2 separate regions of the Homo sapiens genome follow, and region 2 is linked to region 1. Evidence: chromatin contacts called from ENCODE Hi-C data. All regions are on one chromosome and are shown on one strand. The core of a region is the stretch at or near the end of the contact, and the rest is flanking DNA. Distances in the headings are between cores, read along the strand shown. Region 1 overlaps CAMK2A (calcium/calmodulin dependent protein kinase II alpha). Region 2 holds the start of RPS14 (ribosomal protein S14).

The links. Hi-C counts contacts between places; a loop is a spot of excess contacts on that map. Pooled maps may share reads with other maps.
Region 2: a pooled map shows a loop between it and region 1 (3-fold over the local background). The contact joins the promoter of RPS14 here to the enhancer-like site in region 1. A Hi-C loop is called at or near these places in 1 of 50 pooled maps.

Annotation. Positions count from the first base shown.
Region 1 is chr5:150,214,520-150,220,307 of GRCh38, reverse strand. It overlaps CAMK2A (calcium/calmodulin dependent protein kinase II alpha), which reads left to right. Exons shown (of 19, transcript NM_015981.4): 19 at 1-817. Among named protein-coding and RNA genes, the nearest start is that of SLC6A7, 27 kb to the right of the region's middle. Within about 2 kb of position 3,072, at least 2 of the 41 ENCODE cell types and tissues checked have a DNase peak (open chromatin) inside an H3K27ac peak, as active enhancers do.
Region 2 is chr5:150,447,111-150,453,237 of GRCh38, reverse strand. RPS14 (ribosomal protein S14) reads left to right here and starts at 3,499. Exons shown (of 5, transcript NM_005617.4): 1 at 3,499-3,535; 2 at 5,503-5,653. The coding sequence starts at 5,505. RefSeq lists enhancers at 3,111-3,430, 3,044-3,982.

The sequences.
Region 1 (5,788 bases), core at 1,823-4,322:
GTGGACTGCAGGGGAAAGAGCAGTGATTTGGGGTGAGTAGGCTTCAATTCCCAGCTCTGACCAGACTTGCTGTGTGACCTTGGGCAAGTTCCTTTCCCTCTTTGGAGCTTGGTTTCCCTGCCAGAGGAAACTGAGCTGGAGGAGCCTGAGGTCCTGCCTTTCATTGGCTGACACACCTCCTGTCCACTGTGTCACTCTCCAAGTGCCAGAGAAGTGGAGGCAGATCGCTACCCCAGGCTGAGATGGCCCCCACTGTGAAGGCCACGCCTGTGGGTGGGCAGCCACCTGGTGCCACCACAGGGCACCAGGGATGATCCTGATGTGGCAGGCAGGGGAGACTCACAGAAAAATCTGCCCAGAGCCTACCCTCACCAGACAAACTCTGTGCTCCTCCAAAACATCCTTTAGATGCAAAATAATAATAATAATAATAATAAATAAATAAATAAAAATCCAAACCCAAGTCAAAACCTTGGCTCCAGCATGAAAACACGTTTACAGGAAAGTGTTCTCCTGGGTTTGTGCCCACCATGGTGCGAATCCTGACCCAAGGCCTCCTGTCTCCCTTCAAAGGGAGACCCTTTTGGGGGATGAGTTTGCCAGACTCCCCGTGCTGGTTTCTTTGTTACTATTTGTTTGGGGTTTTGTTTTAGTTCTTTTTTTTTTTCTTTTCTTTTTTAAAAATATGTGGCTGTGAACTTGAATGAACACTGCTCAAACTTTCTGCTATTGGGGGGGGCGGGTGGGATGGGAAGAAGGGGCGTTTGTTTTATTCTTGGTGTTTTCAGTGCAATAAATAGCTACAAACTTCTGTGCACTCTGTGTGTCCCTGTCTTGGTCAAGCCCCTGAGCTGGGAGGTTTTTGTTAGTTTCCAGTTCCAGATCTGCCCCATGGCAAAATAAAAGTCCTGGTCTTCATTCTGATTGGACCAACTGTGGTCACATGCTCAAGGCTGAGCCAGTCACTGTGGGATTATGCCTGGACCACATGCCCCACCTGTAGAGCCAGGGATGGGGTCAGCTTTCTCCCAGGCACATGGGGGTACCCTCAACAAGAGCAAAGGGGTGGCTATGGGTTGCCTGAGCAGCCAAGAGCTAAAGCCTCTCTTGGGCCCTGGGGCAAGGTTCTTCTCCTCTGGGCCTCAGTTTCCCTGTACAATGTGGAGGTTATTCCACAAGTCCCCCACCCATTCTCTTCCCTCAGCCCAGCCTCACAGATGAGTGCTCAGGACTCACCATGCCAGAGAGTGCTTTAAAGAATGGGGAAGGGGAGGAAGGGTCTCTTTACCCATAAACATATGTCTGGACCTAGTGCCTGGGACACTTTGGTCCTTGGAGCCCGAGCTGCTGGCTTCTGGCAGGGCAGAGCCAAAGTGGTGATGCAGAGGCTTTGGCCACCTTCAGGCCACGGTAGAGTGGCCAACCTTCCCAGATACCTGTGTGAGATTTTCAGTGCTCAAAACAGGACAGCACCAGGCCAACCAGACAAGCTGGTCACCCATCCATTGCCCAGAGGCCTGGATGCCACGGGGCCAAGGAAAGGTGCCCATCGGAGCCCACAGTTCCCTCTAGACCATACTCCGGGTGCCTGGCACTCCAGAATCCCTGCACCAGCTGCCTTCCGGGTCTATCCTCACTGCTGGTGTGTGGAATGGCCAGGGGCAGTGTCTATAGGGAGTGTGCCCCTTGCACACAGGGGAGGACCTTCACAGTAAGAACACAGGCCAAGGCTGAGAAAAGCAAGAGAGGCTTGGGGGCTTCCATTTGCCACCTTTGCGGATGATGTTTTAAATTTGAATTAGATGCCAATAGTAAAAAATGAAGAGTTTTTTATTATTGCGGACATCACCGATGTCCTCAAGGGTTTAGTGGCAGGCGTCCTCCCAGCCCTGCCTTCACTTGCCCCAGTGGCTCCTGCCTGGCCCCTGCAGAAAGCTTTGAGGGCTTGGGTGGTCATTGTGTCCCTTCACCAGCAGGTGGCAGCACAGGAGCAGGTTTCAGGCAGTCCTTGGCCCTAGTACGTCTACCATGCCCTGTGAGATATCCTTTAACTCTCAAAAAGTACCGACTCCACTTAAAACACTATTATTATCTCACAGGAGAATGATGCTCTACAGTTCACAAAGTGCTTTCACAACACCTCTTGTCCTAGTTACAACAGTCCTATTTTGAAGATGAAAATGATGAGACTCAAAGGCAAAGAGACTTCTTGCAAGACTCTGACCAGTGCTCACCCCAGCCTTCTAACTCAGAGCACAGTGCTCTGTTCCCTCCAGGGGCCTCCCCTGCCCTGGTCGGTGCTGCCCTGTCCCTGGTCTCTGGACAGCCAGCGAGGAGTGACTGGGATTCTTAGGACCTCCTCCCCTTTTGACACTCTGTCCCCTTCCAGCTACTGTCTTCTCTCTCGGTTGTCTACACCCACAGTCTCCATACTCCAAAGGGCACTGCAGAGGGCCATTTCCCTTGCATTTTCCCACTGAGCGCACTGTGACACCTTCTCACCCTTCAGGACATGGCTCCAGCATCTTCTCTGGGAAGTTCCCTCACCCTCCCCAGCCTCCCCCGTCCCTGGGCTAGGTCCCTCCATGGGCTTCCACAATCTGCTCCACCTTCCTCACCACAGATCTCTGGTTTGAAGTCACCTAAGCAAGTTTCTGCAGAACTGTGTGCTCCTTGAAGGCAGGACAGCATCTTGTCCGTGCTCCGGATGTACGTGGCAGATACTGTCATTCTTGCATAGAGAAGACCCCTAGCAGATGTGCCCCTGGAATGAAGGAGGAGTGGAGGCTGTGTGGGCATGAGTATTCCACCCACCCAGAAATAACAACGGTTAACAGTGGGAACTGACTGAGTGCCAGGCACGCCCCACCTCTTTTATAGGTGCTCTCTCAATCTTCAGCATACCCCTCCACTGAGGGCACTACTATTCTCTTTATTCCGTTAATAAGAAGGTGCCCAGAGGAAAGGAACCCACCCAAGATGGCCCAGGGCACGAGGGAGGGAGGTGAGATTGAGGCTCTCAGCTGCTGTGAACACCTGCTTCCCACACCTGCTTCCCACACCTGCTTCCCTGGGGCATGCTGTGGCTGGGCTGGGCTCCAAGGAGGGCTCAGTGATAAGCTAGACCTGTCTCATGACTTCTGTCCCCCAAGAATCTCTGATGCCATTCCAGACAGTGAGAGACATGCAAAGAGCAAGAACTCAAGGAAGGCTGGGATGGGGGCTGGATCTGGAGGTGCAAAGTGTGCAGGAGCCCAGAGGAAGGAGAAGGAGAGATGGTGACTGGGCTGGATAAAACTTCGTGGGGTGCTTGATGGGATGGAGGCAGGGAGAGTGTGGAGGCCAGAGCAAAGGCTGGGAGCCCAGAACTGTGGCGGCAGGGTGAGCAGAACAGGCTTGGGAGGAGGCCATGGGGGCCGGAGGTGTCTAAGGGCTGAGTGAGCCCCGAATCTGCCATGATGTGGTGCCTTCTCAGGGCATGGGTTGTGCTAAATCTTTCAGGAAACATCCCCTGGCAGGTGCTGGGGGGTGTGCATAGGGCAGGGTGGGGCAGGTCCAGTCCCGTGGAAATGCCCTCTCCTTGTCCTTCCTCCTGGGACCAGCCCTGCCCTCCCTTCTCCACCCAGGGCCACCAAAGTCTCAGAGGCCACTTCCCTCAGGACGCCCTGGCCCAGCCATTCCTTCCCAGACCCAGGGCCTCAACTGGAGGTGGAGGGAGCTGGAGGGGGATGACTCCTTCCTTCCAGGAGAAAAGGGAGGACTGTCAGCATCCTCTCCCAAAGTGACCTTGGAGGAGTCACATCCCCTCTCTGGGCCTTCGTTTCCTCATATTACAATGACACTGAACCTGTGGGCCCCATATGTGAGAACTGAGCTGGCTGCTGCAGATTCACCAGGGAGTTTGCTAAACACACAGATGTTTTGGGCCCCACCCTCACAGAATAAGAGCCATTCTTCTGGGCAGGGGTCCAGGCAGCTGTAGTTTTAGTAAAAGCCCAGGTTTGGGAATTTGCATGGAGCATCCCTTCCCCCTCCCCGCATTGTCCCCACCCCGTTTCCACAGTCACAATGGCAGCCTGAAGATGCAGTTATCAGGGAGCCCCACCCCAGGCTTCCCACTTCCCTGTCCTCCCCTGACTCAGCTAGATCAATATTGACCATAGGCCCCTCCCCTGCCTCTAAGTCCTACCACCCTAAGCCCCAAAGCTCTCTGAGACCCTGACCTCGGATCAGCAGAATCAAGGTCAAGCCAGGCTTGGGACTGTGATGATTTTATTGCTGTGCCCACGCTCACCCTGTATCCCCCTACTCCTAGTGATTGGGCAGGGCATTTGGCTCACTGGAAAAACCTTCAGGGCTCTGAATCCTTAAACTCATTCTGCAAGAGAACTGAGACTTCCTTCCTACTAGGCAGAGCCAATCCCAATCCATCTCCGAAGAGGGGTGCTGCTCCCCTCCCTAGCTCCCGTGGCATGGTCCCCAGCAGAAGGCTGCATGGAGTGGGTGGGAGCAGAGAGCTCCCTTTTCCTCACCTCCCTCCACCAAGGCACCTCTGCAGAGCCCTCTGTCCTTGTTCAACCCACTTGTTTTATAGATGGGGACACTGAGGCTGGGTCCTCAGGGCACACAGATGGTGCTGGCAAGCCTGGGCCTCCAGTTTAGCCTGTCCCTGGCTCCAGGCACACCAACTCCCAGCCTCTTTCTCCCCAGGCTGGTTGGAGGTGGGAGCTGAGCCTCAGTTTCCTTATCTGTACAAGGGAGAGCTGGCTAATGAGATGCATCCCATCTAGAGGGTTCCTGCATGCCACATTTTGTGCTAAGCACTTTGATCACATTTTAAAAATATGTATTGAGCATCTAATTTATCTCATTTAATCCCCTGCCAAGGGAAAGCTATTCTCCCCTTTCACATCTGAGAACACCGGGGTTCAGAGAGGTGAAGCAGCAGATTCAGAGGGGCCATGGAGCCAGGGTTCCACTCTGACCAGCAGATGCCTAAAGCCTCCTTGGCTCCTACTGCCCACAGTTTTCTTTTCTTTTTAGAGAAGGTTCTTAGCCTGTCACTCAAGAGATCCTCCCAGCTGGGTAAGGTGGCTTAAACCTGTAATCCTAACACTTTGGAGGCTGAGACAGGAAGATTGCTTGAGCCCAGGAGTTCCAGACCAGCCTGGACAACAAAGTGAGACCCTGTCTCTACAGAAAAAAAAAAAAAAAATTGCTGGCGTGGTGGTGTACACCTGTGATCCTAGCTAGTAGGGAGGCTGAGGTGGGAGGATCGCTTGAGCCTGGGAGGTCAAGGCTGCAGTGAGCTGTGATTGTGCCATTGCACTCCGGCCTGGCTGATAGAAGGAGAACCTGTCTCAAAAAAACTCCACAAAACAACAACAACAAAAGCAATCCTCCCACCTCAGCCTCCTGAGTAGCTGAGACTACAGGCACAAACCACTAAGCCTGGCTTCTAAAAAATGTAGAGATGAGGTCTTGGTACATCGCCCAAGCTAGTCTCGAACTCTTGGCCTCAAGCGGTCCTATGGCCTCTGCCTCCTGAGCAGCTGGGATTACAGGCACCAGCCACTGAACCTGGCTCCCTGGCTGCAATTTTCTAGGGTTGCTGCTCACAGAGCCTATGGACTTGAGCAGGAAAAGGCTTTCTTTCCCAAAACAAAAAGTGATTCTGAATGGGGGTGCTGAGAAAAGGCCTCCCTGTGGCCAGAGGGGGCGGGCTGCTGCTCTGTCCTGGGGGAGAAGGCCAAGGCAGCAGGAAGTCAGGCGGAGACAGAGCAGGGGG
Region 2 (6,127 bases), core at 2,250-4,749, 230 kb before region 1:
GTAGACTTTGAGAGGGTAGGGACCATTGTTTTTGTCACTGATGTATCCCAAGTATTTACAATGTCAGACACATCCTAGGTGCTCAGTGAGTGCTCCCTGAGTGAGTGTGTGAGCTCTGAGAGGGGAGGGTAAGTACACCCCTGTGCTGGCAGTGTTGACAGCGCAGGGGTGCGGTGGGGTGGGGAACGCAGACATGGCAACAGTGAGGTGAGGCCCCACGGAAAGTGGCTGTGCTGCCCCTCCAGCCTCAGCCCCCATTCCTCTTCCCTTATTCACAACACCCCAGTACTACTGGCCATTTTTTAATTCCTTGAGTTCTCCAAACACCTACCCACTTCAGGGCCTTTGCATATTCTATTCTCCCTGCCCAGACCATTCTTCACACCTTCACGTAGCTAATTCCTACTCTACTTTCAAGTCTCAGTTCAAATGCCATGATTGTATCTCAGTGCCTGACAAAGAGTAAGCGTCCAATAAAGGTACAGGTTTTTGGCTGGGTGCGGTGGCTCATGCCTGTAATCCTAGCACTTTGGGAGGCCGAGGCTGGTGGATCACCTGAGGTCAGGAGTTCAAGATCAGCCTGGACAACATGGTGAAACCCCGTCTCTACTAAAAATACAAAAAATTAGCCAGGTGTGGTGAAGGGCGCCTGTAATCCCAACTACTTGGGAGGCTGAGGCAGGAGAATTGCTCGAACCCGGGAGGAGGAGGTTGTGGTGAGCTGAGATCGTGCGACTGCACTCCAGCCTGGGCGACAGAGTGAGACTCTGTCTCAAAACACAAAAGATACAGGTTTTCATTACACATTTTAAAAATATATATATTGGGTCTCACTATCGCCCAGGCTGGAGTGCAGTGGTGTGATCACAGCTCACTGCAGCCTTCACCTCCCAGGATCAGGTGATCCTCCCAAGTAGCTGGGATTATAGGTGCAGGTCACCATACCTGGTTAATTTTTCTATTTGTTGTAGAGAAGGTGTTTCACCATGTTGCCCAGACTGGTCTCCAACTCCTGAGCTCAAGTGATCCTCCTGCCTCAGTCTCCCACAGTGTTGGAATTATAGGCGTGAGCCACTGAGCCCTGAAGTTTTCAACATACATTTAAAAATGTACTATTATCGGCCAGGCGCGGTGGCTCACATCTGTAATCTCAGCACTTTGGAAGACCGCGGGGGCTGGATCACCTGAGGTCAGGAGTTCGAAATCAGCCTGGGCCAACATGGTGAAACCCCGTCTCTACTAAAAATACAAAAAAAAAAAAAAAAAACTACCCGGGTGTGGTGGTGTGTGCCTGTAGTCCCAGCTACTAGGGAGGCTGAGGCAGGGGAAGGCAACAGTGAGACTCTGTCTCAAAAAAAAAAAAAAAAATGAATAAAAATAAAAATATGCTATTATCATCCCATTTCACAGATGAGAAAACTGAAGCCCAGAGAGGTTACAATTTTTGCCCAAAGAACCATAGCTAATAACTGCAGAAACAATAAATATGTTGATTAAATAAAGTGGAGTTTGAAAGCAGTGACTTTGATGGTTTCTGGGATAAAGATAGGCTTCCCTGTGGAAAAATTTGTCCTGAGGTGATTGTGTGGGCTGCCTTCAGCCATAAGATCAAGGCTTGCTCCCTCCATGAAGCCACATGAGGTTTGGAGGTCTGTTTAATACAACTCTTAATCAAAGCGGAACTCACTCCACAATACTCCAGTCTCTGCTAACATACTGGGAAGCTCATTAAAACAAAAAAGCCCTCTCCTTCAAAAAATACAGACATTTCACAGAAGAGATGCAAATGGTTAAAACAATCCGTAAAGAGATGTCTGACGTCACTCATCATCGAAGAAATGCAATGCAACGAGAAGGTATGTTGAGGCTGGGTGCATTGGCTCACGCCTATAATGCCAGCCCTTTGGGAGACCGAGGCGGGTGGATCACCTGAGGCAGGAGTTCGAGACCAGCCTGGACAACATGGTGAAACCCCGTCTCTACTAAAAATACAAAAATTAGCCGGGTGTGGTGGCGCACACCTGTAATCCCAGCTACTCGGGAGATGAGGCAGGAGAATCACTTGAACCCAGGAGGCGGAGCTTGCAGTGAGCCAAGATGGCGTCACTGCACTCCAGCCTGGGCAACAAGAGCCAGACTCCGTCTCAAAAAAAAAAAGAAGGTATGTTGAGTTTTTCAGTTTAGCAGAATAAATTTTTTTTTTTTTTGAGACAGGGTCTCGCTGTGTCACCCAGGCTGGAGCCACGGGATATATTTATATATTTAAAATATATTTATAATATTTATATAGTATGTAATACAAAAATACTATATATATTCCATATAAATATTACATATAGTACATAGATAAAATGTATCTACCGCTTGCCTAGCTCTGTGAGGTACACTTCTTGGCCCTTCCCCACAGCTCCGACATATTCTCCCAAGCCTTCAAGGTCCTTCAATATTGTTATTAGAGGCTGGGCACGGTGGCTCACGCCTGTAATCCCAGCACTTTGGGAGGCCGAGGCAGGTGGATCACGAGGTCAGAAAATCCAGACCACCCTAGTCAACACGGTAAAACCCCGTCTCTACTAATACACACACACAAAAAATTTGTCGGGCGTGGTGGCACGCGCCTGTAGTCCCAGCTACTTGGGAGGCTGAGGCAGAATAGCTTGAACCTGGGAGGCAGAGGTTGCGGTCAGCCGAGATTGCGCCACTGCACTCCAGCCTTGGCTACAGAACAAGATTCGGTCGAAATATATACATGTATATTGTTATTAGAGGGCTATGTGGAAGTAGCTATTAAACACGAGGGCTTTGAAGCTAGAATTCCAAACCCTTCTGCAAAGGTGTGCTCTCAGTTAACATCCTTTATCTGTAAGAGGGAAATCAAAATTATTTGATAATGTCTTGAGGAGTAAATGAAGCAATGCATATAAACTGTTTAGCCCAGACCGGTCTGAAAATACATATTGAATAATTTATTCTTATTTTGCCCATTATATAATATGCCAAAGTAAGTGATTACGGTGTGTTTTCCCCGACTATGTTGCCTAGGCTGGCCTCGAACTACTTGGACGAAGCGATCCTCAGCCTCCTGAGTAACTGGGACCACAGGCCGGCGCCACCCTAGCTTTAATTAAGGCCGTTTTGTTGTTGTTATTCCCCTGCTCCACACAAGGGGCGCTGCCGCTCCAAGGCTGCCAGGGCGGGAGTCAGGATGGCGGAAGTCTGTCTAGCCACGACCACCGCCATCATGGAATACAGGCCCACCTCACCCCGCGGGTGTAGCCGCTTCGTACTGTCGCTTAGGCCGACCCGCTCGCAGCGACAACCAGCCCTCTACCTCTTTTCGCTCTCCCTTAAGTAATAAACCGTCTTTCCTTATGACGAGTCTTAAACTCTTTGGGAGGAATAATGCCGGCGTCTTCCGGAACCCGACCTCGCCCCGTGACCTCAGAGGTATACTTCCGGGACACGGAAGTGACCCCCGTCGCTCCGCCCCCTCCCACTCTCTCTTTCCGGTGTGGAGTCTGGAGACGACGTGCAGGTAGGAGGCCCGGGCGCGACAATCGGGGGGCATCCTGCGGCGAGGGGACCCTGTGGGGCTTGGGACGAGAGACGGGGGTCTTTCCGTGGGAACCGAGCTAGGTGCCGGGCAAGAGACGCGCGGCTGGCCCACCTGGATCCTGGCCAACTCGGGATTGAGTTCGTTCCTGGTCTCAGAAGGCCCGTTTTGCTTTCAGGGAGGAGCTTGTGAAGTAAGGGTGAGTGCGGGTCCAGCCTTTTAAGGCCTCGGCCCCGCAATACGGCCACGGCCACGGCCGCGTTTGAGCTGCACAGCGTAGTTGAGGGAACCCGGGACAGACGTGGGCTCCCGCCTCTACCTCGCCAAACTTTTTTCTTGGTGATCGCAGGCCCACGCCTAATCTCGTTTGTTTCCTCGTTTGCAAAATAGGAATAACAATAGCACCGATCCCATGGGTTTGTAGTGATCATTCAAAGAAGGAAAGCAGGGAAAACTCTCGCACTATGTTGGATGCTTCTAAATCTGGGCGATTCTTTCCGTTGCTGAGTCGGGCACGTTGCAAGTTCTGGGCGCTCAGGGCCCAGCACCAATGTTTGCTGTGCGCTTGCCCTGCGTTTATATACTCCTGATGACCACTCTGCTCGTTACTTTAGGGGATGTTAGGAACGGAGAAACTGCAAATTGGCATTTACTGAATGGCCATCATGCCGAAACATACTCATGCTTACGTATTTGAGATATGCTGGAGCCTTTCTATGCTTCTCGAGGCAGAACTTTGGGCTTCTCTCCTGTGGCGCGTTCCTTACAATAGTTAACGCACTGGGTCGTGCTCATTGGTCTGATTTGAAGATAGGAACATTTAACTTCGTACACCCAAGACTTACACTTGAAGTACTTACTGTGGTCACACACTTAACTAAAGTTTATATAGGGAAGGCAGAGGAGAGATCTAGGAACACCTGAGACAGACTAGGGTAGTTATTTGTGGTGTAGAGGCATCTTGGCAGGAGGCAGAGAGTGCTGGGCTGGGAGTCAGGACACGTTGTTTCTATGTTTGGTTTTGCCACTGTCTTTACTGTGACCATAGGCTGAGACACTCTCTATCTTCACCATCTGCAGGATATCGATTAGTGTTAGTGTCTTCTGAAAATGTTAAATTGTTCTGAACACCAGGAGGTTCAGAAGGCCTGGGGCTTTAGGCCGGAAGCAGTCTTATCCTAGCCTTCCACTTTCTCATTCATTCTCACCCGCCTTCCTCCTGTCAGTTTCTCTCTCCCTTAGATCTTGTGACAGTATGATTGCAATTATTATGAAGGTCATAATAGGTTAGAGTTATTTAGTCTCAGGACCCATCAGATTTCTGAGATGGGTCTTTTCCATTAGCCTGCCTTTTGGATATATTTTAGTGCCTTTGATATTTGATGTTGGTGACAAAGATTTAGTTCTAAATAGTTGTGGGAGTCAAATCAGTTGCATTTTTGAACATTTTGAAGGGATCAGGTGGAGCACAGGAAAACAGGAGATGAGAGGCTTGAGGGCTGTGTTGGTAAGGGTCCCTTGAATTCTAAGCTGAGGAGTTCATGCAGGAATCAAGCAGCTCCCTCGCCCCATGAAGGGTGTTAGGAATGGTACCAGTACATGGGTAGCTGTTGGTCTTGGGTTTCTTCTTGCCTTTTGGGGTGCAGCCTTCAGGCATCTGCTGCTAGATCCCTAGGCTTCTATCTTGTAGGTGCTGTGAGCTGAGCTGTTGGTAGTTTCTGGGGAAAGGATACTTCTCATGGTACTTTGCCATGTGGCCACAGTTGATACCCCCCCAAGTGCAAGGAGAAAGAAGTTTTAGTGAGGCAGAAATGAGAGAATACAGTAGAGTATTGGATGGAAGAAGACAGGGACATGAAGCAGGACTAGGGTTTCATTTAATAGCCAGGGGAAAGGGATTCTGGAAATGTTTTGTCTGTTAACCTTGAGTTTCTTTTCCTTCCACTCAGAAATGGCACCTCGAAAGGGGAAGGAAAAGAAGGAAGAACAGGTCATCAGCCTCGGACCTCAGGTGGCTGAAGGAGAGAATGTATTTGGTGTCTGCCATATCTTTGCATCCTTCAATGACACTTTTGTCCATGTCACTGATCTTTCTGGCAAGTGAGTACCTGGGTGGAGAGGCATCCAGCTGGCAAAAGGCTGAGGAAGGCAATGGCTGGGACGGGCTAGCAGTTCAGGGGATTCTCTCTAAAGAAATGCTGTTTTGTCCAGGTAAGAAAATGTGCTTGTCCATTTAGCCCACAAATATTGTGATTTCCCAGGGGTTACAAGAGAGGAGACACATTCTTCGTCCTTACAGCGTGATGGTCATTGAATCCTTGGTTTCTTGGGAATTATCTTCTTTCCCTAGTTCCCTTTGCAGGAGCAGCAGTGGACTGCAAGTGGGCTCTGGGTGCGGGTTCGACGGCCATTTAGCAAGTTGTGACTTGTGTGAAATCACTCAGATTCTGAGTTTTGGTTTCCTCATATGTAAAATTAGGACAGTAATGTCTACCTTGTGGAGTAATGGTAAGGATTAAATGCAAAAGTAGATATATAAAATGTTAATACTGAGTATAGCTATATTGGGCCATT